Regions from separate parts of the Homo sapiens genome. Here region 2 is linked to region 1. Evidence: read pairs that join two places in POLR2A ChIA-PET (ENCODE). Cell type or tissue: HepG2. All regions are shown on one strand. Each heading gives the region's core, and the rest is flanking DNA. Links, peaks and the distances in the headings are about the cores only.

What was found. ChIA-PET counts read pairs that join two places held together with the same protein. Peaks named below come from ENCODE experiments on the same cell type or tissue, not always from the same donor. Only the 100,000 strongest peaks of a DNase experiment are listed, where the experiment ranks them.
Region 2: POLR2A ChIA-PET joins it to region 1 with 10 read pairs; 6 of 35 experiments call an interaction of 5 or more read pairs at or near these places.

The regions. Positions count from the first base shown.
Region 1 is chr16:29,603,518-29,607,858 of GRCh38, reverse strand. LOC105371168 (a long non-coding RNA gene) reads right to left here. Exons shown (of 2, transcript XR_950984.3): 2 at 4,204-4,341. It also overlaps the pseudogene SMG1P2. Among named protein-coding and RNA genes, the nearest start is that of MIR3680-2, 6.4 kb to the right of the region's middle. RefSeq lists enhancers at 576-805, 922-1,643, 1,644-2,365 and a silencer at 983-1,223. In HepG2, for the core only: no CTCF peak of the experiment used is centred there; DNase peaks (open chromatin) are centred at 1,858 and 3,028.
Region 2 is chr16:29,832,848-29,837,188 of GRCh38, reverse strand. MVP (major vault protein) reads right to left here. Exons shown (of 15, transcript NM_005115.5): 4 at 3,333-3,456; 5 at 3,123-3,254; 6 at 1,391-1,485; 7 at 231-467. Among named protein-coding and RNA genes, the nearest start is that of MVP, 15 kb to the right of the region's middle. In HepG2, for the core only: no CTCF peak of the experiment used is centred there; no DNase peak of the experiment used is centred there.

The DNA of each region.
Region 1 (4,341 bases), core at 640-3,139:
CACTGACGGTGAGTGGAAAAAATCCCTTGCTTGTCAGTCTGGTTAGGAGATGAGGTCCTTTCACGCGTGTCTTCGTGTTGGTGCGCTTTTCACTGGTCATAAAGGTGAGAGGAACCAGCTCTATGTGTCTCTTTCTGGATGGCCATATGGAACTTGTCATGACAGTAGGGTTGTGTGGGTTATTTATTGCTTAACGAAGACTTGGCAGCGTGTACTGGAAATTCAAGCGATGCTGGGTTTTATCAGAAGGCGCAAAGGCTGGAGTTGAGATTCTGGCTGGGCCTGGATTTGGTTTGGGCAGTTATCTGACCTCCCTGGGCCCCAGCTGGCTCTGCATAGCAAGTAGGGTAGCATCTACTCAAAGTCCCGGCCACAGCCGTGGACCGGCACTGGCCCAGGTGAGCTCTCAGTAAATAAGTGGGAGCTCACAGGTTCAGAAGATGCTGTGGGCCTCAGGGGCTTCCACCTCCAGGGAGGTGCTCTCAGAAGAAGGGCCTGATGGGCTCACCGCATCGTGGAGAAGATACCCCGGCTCAGTCTCAGTCAGTTCCCCAAGCGCATAGGTGTTCGGGAAGTGGCCTGCAGACAGCTCCTCCATGCCTTGAAAGCAGAAGTAGCCCCCTCCTGTTTCCCTGTCGCAGTTGGGTGAAGCATGGGAGCCTGCTGGGACAGTCCCAGGCGTGCCGTCACGCAGGGGCAGGCCGTCCGTCGGTCTCGCGGGACTCTGGCTGCGGGTGGCTGAGGACACCTGGCCTCATGGGAGACGGTGCCAGGGTCCCTGGAGTGAGGTGGGTCTCCTCCCCATGGCTGTCACTCCTCAGCAGATTGGTGTGGGCGGGTGTGCGTTTAGGAACCTGTGAGCTGAGACATTGTCCAGCTAGCATCAGGCCAAAAGCAACCAAGGCTTTGAGAAATCCACCTGGCCCCGCCGAGCCTGTTTCTGGCTGTGGAATGGGATTTGCCCCAGCGCCAGGTGTCTGGGAATCGCAGGCCTCCGCGTGTGAAGGTGCCAGTTGCATGGGCTGTGACCGTCCCTCCACATGCTTGTATCTCCTGCTCACTGTGCACGTTGAGCAGCCCTCAGCCTCACTATCTTCTCCTTTGGCAAAAAGAAGGAAGGAGCAAGGGAACAAAGAGAGGGAGGGAAGAGCCAGAGACAGGAGCCAGGGTTTCCTTTAGTCTGGAGCTCTGGGTGCGAGATGATGTCACCCACCCACACTCGGCACAGGCCCAGGGTCGGGGGGCTGTGGGTGGAAGTAGGAATCGCCACAACTGTCTCTGAGCCCCTCCCTAAAGGGTGAAGGGTGTAAGGGGTGGGTTTTGATGGCTGTGGGCTTAGCTGTGGTCAGTGGACTCAAAGGCCAGTTGGCCAGTTAGCAGTGACCAGAGAGCAGAGGGGGCCTGTGTGTGTTTTGCCCCAGGGTCTTCAGGCTGCCTGGCTGCCTCTATCTGCCCCCCTGGGGTGTCCAGCACCCCCCTGGGGTATCCAGCACCTGTAACCTGTAGCCCCGCTTCTCAGTCCAGGCCTGTTCCAGGGCCCCCCCAGGGTATCAAGCACCTGTAGCCTGTAGCCCCACTTCTCAGTCCAGGCCTGTGTAAAACCTGGCCCCGGGTTGGGTTTTGGGATCCCTGCACCCCTCCATCCCCAACCCCGCACAGCTGGGACCCTGGCTCAGCTAGCAAAGGTTCTGCATGTTTAAGGAGCTGGGTGGGCCCCAGAGCTCAAGCCGTGGGCTCATTGCAGGCGGCAGCCAGTGATTAGTGCTGAAATCCGACTTTCCCAGCCAGACATGAAAGTGCCGCCGGCGCCTGGGCAGGTCACGCTGCATCACGGGATTCGGGGCAAGGCCGTAGGGGGAGTTCACAGAAGCACATGACCTGAGCCACACAGGAGAGCCTAACGGGCACTTCTGACCCTTTTTTCTTGGGTCACAGACCTCTTTCATAATCCAGCAGAATGTGCAGAATCTTGCCCAGGAAAGTGTACCAGCCGCCTTCACACAGAAGAGTGGGCTGCGCAGACCCCCGAGGGCCCAGGCCAGGGTGAGAGCCACCCCCTGTAGAGGGGTGTCCAAGGTAGGGCACATGCTTGCACCACCTCTTGGCACCTCTTGGCCACCACTTTCCACTCCAGCCTTTGAAGCCAGTGATAATCCCCAATTTAGAGCTGGGGAAACTGAGGCAGGAGCGAGCCAGGAGCCAGGGGCCACAGTGCCCACCTCTACACTGAGGCCACTGTTTGTCATCAGGCATAGCGGAGCACACAGCCACGCCTGGGGAGTCTGGTGGGTGCCAGGGGTCTGGGGAGGTGTCAGCAAGACTGGGTGGCCCAGTCGGCCCAGGTAAGGACACAGGTGGGTCAGAGGCTCATCTGTGTTCCCCAGCAACCCCTAGGGGCCCTTCGCACTCCTCCACCCTTCTCCATCCTTCCCAGACTCACATCCAGGTATCCTGGACAGCCACAGGGTTCTGCCCCCAAGTAGGCCTGGCCCTCCCTGGAGCATCACCTGGATGGCTGGCCATGGGCAGGCCTTGCGTGGCCCATCTGCAGGGACAGGGCATGTGTATGCACGCAGATTGGTACTGTGTGCCCGCGCGCTCCCCAGAGGCCCTGTGGCAGCACCCCCTTCCTGCCGCTGCCCTTTTCCAACAGGAGGGCCCCCCCCCAGTGCCTCCTTCCCTGATTGTGGCCAAATCCTGAACTCTCCCTCTGGAAGGCGGACCCTCCGGGGTGGCCACAGCACCTGCCCTCCAGGAGCGTGGGAGGCGTCTCTTTCTCTGCATCTCTGGCCGTCAGACCGCCCCAGGTGGGGACCATTCTCTGGCATTGCCCCCCCTCCCCTGCCCTAGGATTTGCCCACTATGTGAGGAATGAGCACCAACCTCCTATTCCGGGCCTTGGAGCATGACGCCCGCAAACTCAATCCCTGCTGAGTCATCCTGACCTCGGGGTGGGCCAGCATCTGTCACTGCTGAGACACTATATGTGTGAGCTGCTTGTTAACGAGAAAGCCAGAGTCTGTAAAATATTTGAAGAGGTTTATCCGGAGTCAAATGTGAGGACCAAGGCCTGGAGGCCCTGAGGACATGTGCCCCAGGGGCTGGGCCACAGCTGGAGTTCATACCTTGTACAAGGACAGAAGTTACAGGCAGACATCAGTCAGTACATGAAAGGTATTTGTTGGTTCTGCCAAGAAAGGCGGGACAACTCCAAGGCAGGGATGGGCTTCCTGGTCACAAGTGGGTTCAAAGATTTCTTTTTTCTTTTTATATATATATATATATGTATACACACATATATATACACATATATACACATATATATACACATATACATATATATACACATATATATACATATATATATATTTTTTTTTTTGAGATGCTTTTGTTACTCAGGCTGGAGTGCAGTGGCATGATCTCAGTTCATTGCAACCTCCGCCTCCTGGGTTCAAGTGATTCTCCTGCCTTAGCTTCCTGAGTAGCTGGGACTACAGGCATGCACCACCATGCCCAGCTAATTTTGTGTTTTTAGTAGAGACGGGGGTTTCACCATGTTGGTCAGGCTGGTTTTGAACTCCTGATCTCAGGTGATCCACCCACCTTGGCTTCCCAAAGTGCTGGGATTACAGGCATGAGCCACCGTGCCTGGCAAAATATTTTCTGATTCACAATTGGTTGAAAGAGTTATTAGCTAAAGACCTGGAATCAATAGAAAGGAGTATCTGGGTAAGACAGGAGGTTGTGGAGACCAATATTGTGTTTTGTTTTGTTTTGTTTTTGTCACCCAGGCTGGAGTGCAGTGGCATGATCTCGGCTCACTGCAACCGGGTTCAAGAGATTCTCCTGCCTCAGCCTCCCAAGTAGCTGGGATTGCAGGTGCCTGCCGCCACCATGCCTGGCTAATTTTGTATTTTTAGTAGAGATGGGGTTTCTCCATGTTGGTCGGGCTGGTCTCGAACTCCTGACCTCATGATCTGCCCACCTCAGCCTCCCAAAGTGCTGGGATTACAGGCATGAGTCACTGAGCCAGGCCAAGATCTGTGTTTGAATGTTAGTGCTGGTCAGCTGTACCTGAATTCCAGAGGGAGGGGGTATAACAAGGCCTGTGTGACCCCTCTTCCCATCATGACCTGAGCTCGTTTTTCAGGTTAACTTTGGAATATCCCTTTGGCCAATAGGAGTGGTCCCTTCAGTCAGTTACGGGGCTTAGAATTTTATTTTTGGTGTACGTGCTCAAACTGCAGCTGCTACAAAACCAAGGCCACGGTGACCCCGGGGCCAGTCCAGCTTTGTCCCTGTGCTCTCGAGCTGCTGGAGGCCAATGCAGGATTCTGCCCA
Region 2 (4,341 bases), core at 1,128-3,627, 230 kb before region 1:
GTAGCCAGGAGGCCTTCCCAGAAGGGGAATTAACTTCAGGTCTGAGGGGTAAGTCAGAGGCTGCCAGGAATCAAATGGGCCAGTGTCTCAGGTGTGTAAGAACTAAGCATGCAAAGGCACAGAAGGTGTTCCTAGAACGTGCGTCTGGAGGAGAGAAGGCAGAGGGCCTCATGCCACTAGAGGACATACATCTCCCAGGGCAGTCCTCTGTGGGGGTGTAGGGACCTCACCTTGACCACGCGCTTCTGCCCCAGCTGATTCTTGCCATCCGGTCCGACAGGGTCGAGAATCACGCAGTAGTTGTGGGGGCCCAGGGTGGTGATGGGCACAACCCCCAGCACCTCCTCGTGGACATCTGGCACGTGGGCCTCTGTGTCCTGCACTGTTACCAGCCACTCCTCCCCAGTGCGGCGGGACACTCCCCTGAAGTCCCGGAAGTTCCGCCGAGCCCGGAGGTGCAGGGCTGTCTGCAGAGCAACATGTTGGGTATTTGAGTGACCTGCCTCCAACTTCAGGGGATCTGCGAGCCCCATTGGCCACCAAATGCTCCCAATGCTCCCAGATCTCAGAGACAATTTCTACCAATCCAGGGATTGTTTTTTTTTTTTTTTAAATCGGAGTCTCTCTCTTGTTGCCCAGGCTAGAGTGCAAAGGTGCGATCTCAGCTCACTGCAACTTCCGCCTCCTAGGTTCAAGCGATTCTCCTGCCTCAGCCTCCTGAGTACAGCTGGGATTACAGGTGGGTGACACCATGCCCAGCTAATTTTTGTATTTTTAGTAGAGATGGGGTTTCGCCATGTTGGCCAGGTTTGTCTTGAACTCCTGACCTCAGGTGATCCTCCCACCTCAGCCTCCCAAAATGCTAGGATTACAGGCATGAGCCACTGCACCCGACCGGCTTTGTTTTTTTTTTTTTTTTTTGAGACAGGGTTTCGCTCTGTTGCCCAGGCTGGAGCACAGTGGCATGATCATGGCTCACTGTAACCTCTGCCTCTGGGGTTCAAGCGATTCTCCTGCCTCAGCGCCTCTGGAGTAACTGGAATTACAGGCATGCTCCACTACACCCAGCTAATTTTTAAATTTTTTGTAGCGATGAGTTCTCACTGTGTTGCCCAGGCTGGTCTCAGACTCCTGGCCTCAAGTGATCCTCCTGCCTCAGCCTTCCAAATTGCTGAGATTACAGATGTGAGTCATTGCGCCCAGCCCCAGAAAGACTATTTAACCCTTCAGATGATCCAGAATACTCAGGCAATCTGATCTCTGAATTTTTTTAAGTGACCCTAAAATTATTGCTTCTCTTTTACTCTCATGCCATTCTACCACCATTCTCTGCCACTCGGAGGGTTCCCTAGCCCCAGGTCCCTTAAACCACAGCCCCCAGAGCACCAACCTTTTCCGTAAGGATGACGGCGTCCACCAAATCCAGAACCTCCTCAAACACCGCTGGGAGGTACGCCCCTACTGTGGTGACCAGCCATTCTTCCCCTGGGCCAAGAGTGGAGGGTAAGGGACAAGGGCCCCCCAGCCTGCTCCCCACCTACCCCTCCCCCACAGCTTAGACACAGGGGATTGACAGATTTCATAGGCAAAAAGATAGCACTGACCCCAGGCTCAAGTTCCTGACTGCGGTCCTCTTATTCATTCTTTTGAGGCCAAACCCCCACCCCAGTTGAATTTTAAAAGTTTTTTTTTTTTTTTTTTTTTTTTTGAGACGGAGTCTCCCTCTGTTGCCCAGGCTGTGATCTCAGCTCACTGCAACCTCAGCCTCCTGGATTCAAGTGATTCTCATGCCTCAGCCTCCTGAGTAGCTGGGATTACAGGCACGTGCCACCACGCCCGGCTAATATTTGTATTTTTTGTAGAGATGGTGTTTCACCATGTTGCCCAAGCTAGTCTGGAACTCCTGGCCTCAAGTGATCCGCCCACCTTGGCCTCCTAAGATGCCCAAGTTGCTGCTATGCCAACAGCCTGTTCTGCCTTCTCTAAGCTCCAAAGACCAACTTTTGTCCTTCTGCTAAAACAGGCAGCAGAACTGCCTCTGTTAGAGTTGTGGATGTCCTTTGGTTTACTGGAGAAGCCAGAGTGCCTGGATGCAGGTCCCAGCCTCGCCCTGCCTGGCCACACCCCAGGGCAAGCAACCTGCATTCTGCATCCCAGTTTTGATATATAGAAAGTGGGAATGGCCGGGTGCGGTGGTTCACGCCTGTAATCCCAGCACTTTGGGAGGCCGAACCTGGTGGATCACGAGGTCAGGAGATCAAGACCACCCTGGCTAACATGGTGAAACCCTGTCTCTACTAAAAAAAAAAAAAAAAAAAATACAAAAAAAAAAAAAATTAGCTGGGCATGGTGGTGGGCGCCTGTAGTCCCAGCTACTCAGGAGGCTGAGGCAGGAGAATGGTGTGAACCCAGGAGGCGGAGCTTGCAGTGAGCCGAGATCGCGCCACTGCACTCCAACCTGGGCAACAGCAAGAAAGCAAGACTCCGTCTCAAAAAAAAAAAAAAAGTGGGAATGGTAGCACCTCGGGGTAGTACCTCTGTGGCCCAGGATGGAGTGCAGTGGTGCAGTCACAGCTCACTGCAGCCTCCACATCCTGGGCTCAAGAAATTCTCCCCCTTCAGCCTTCTGAGTAGCTGGGACCACAGGTGTGTGTCCAAGGCCAGGCTAATTTTTAAATTCTCTGTAGAGATGGGGTCTCACTGTGTTGCTCAGGCTGGTCTTAAGCTCCTGGGCTCAGACGATTCACCCACCTTGGCAAAGTGCTGGGATGACAGGTGTGAGCCACTGTACCTATTGGCCTACATTTGTCAATTGTATTTGAACATCTTCTTTGTTGATCCAGAATCAGGTAAGTCATGGCCACTGCCCACAGCTCATGGTGAAGGTGAGGGAAGGAAAAGCCACATCCGCATGGTCATGGTCACATTTTCCAGCCCAAGTGGAAACAGCATGAAGCGGGGGTGGGGAAGGAAGAGCAGTGGGTGGCCCTCAACAGCTTTCAAAAGATACCAGGAAAGCGCCTCTCTGGGGCTACAGGAGGCTTTCCTCAACCTTCCCCTGCTTCCCCTGCAGTGGGGACCCCTCCTGCCCACCCACCATCATCGCCCCTTGGTGACCCCACCTGTCACCCTCTCCTTGCCGTCCCGGTCCCAGCACTCCTTGCGGGCCCTGAGCCGCAGAGCCTGGTTCTGCCTGATGATGGTGGCCTGAATGATCTCCACGACCTCCACTTCCTTCCGGGGGATGTACGTGCCTGGGGAGGGAAGGTGATGGTCAGAAGGTATCAGGGCTATGACAGGAAGGCAGGGAGCCCTATGGAGACAGAACTTACCAGGTCCCTCGAAAAGCCACTCATCTCCTGCCACCACCTTGTCTCCATCTTTATCCTCAAAATCAAGCAGCGCCTTTAGATGGAGGGCAGTGTTGGGCAGAACCACCTGCAGGGGTGTGATGTCCTAGTGGGGAAGAAGGTGGAGACACAGAACCATCAGTGCTGTGACCCCAGGGCCAAGCCTGATGCTCTGGAGGCGGGTCCACAACATCCATCTCTGTATGTCCTGAAATAAGACTGGGGTGGAGGCCGGGCACAGTGGCTCACACCTGTCATCCCAGAACTTTGGGAGACTGAGGTAGGAGGATTGCTTGACCTCAGACATTCAAGAACCAGCCTGGGCAACATAGCAAGATCCCATCTCTAAAAAAAAAAAAAAAAAAAAAAAGTGTAGCCAGGCATGGTGGCGGCGCACACCTGTAGTCCCAGCTACTCGGGAGGCTGAGGTGGGAGGATCACTTGAGCCCAGGAGGTTAAGGCTTCAGTGAGCTATGACTGCACCACTGCACTTCAGCCTGGGCAGCAGAGCAAGACCCTGTCTCAGGAGTTCAGATGAAGGAGAAGTTAGAGAAGGCCCTTTGAACTGAAACTGGGGCTCAAAGGAAGAGCTGGCTTTTTTTTATTTTTGGAGATGGGGTCTTCCTATGTCATCCAGGCTGGACTGCAGTGGTACAACCATGGCTCACAACAGTCTCAATCTCCCAGGCTCATGTGATCCTTCTGTCTCAGCCTCCTGAGTGGCTGGGATTACAGGTGTGTCACCACCCCCAGCTAATTTTTTTTTTTTTTTTTGAGACAGAGTCTTGCTCTGTCACCCAGGCTGGAGCGCAGTGGCGCAATCTCAGCTCACTGCAATCTCCGCCTCCCAGGTTCAAGTAATTCTCATGCCTCAGCCTCCCAAGTAGCTGGGATTACAGGCGCATGCCACCACGCCTGGCTAATTGTTGTATGTTTAGTAGAGATGGGTTTTCGCCATGTTGGCCAGCCTGGTCTCAAACTCCTGACCTCA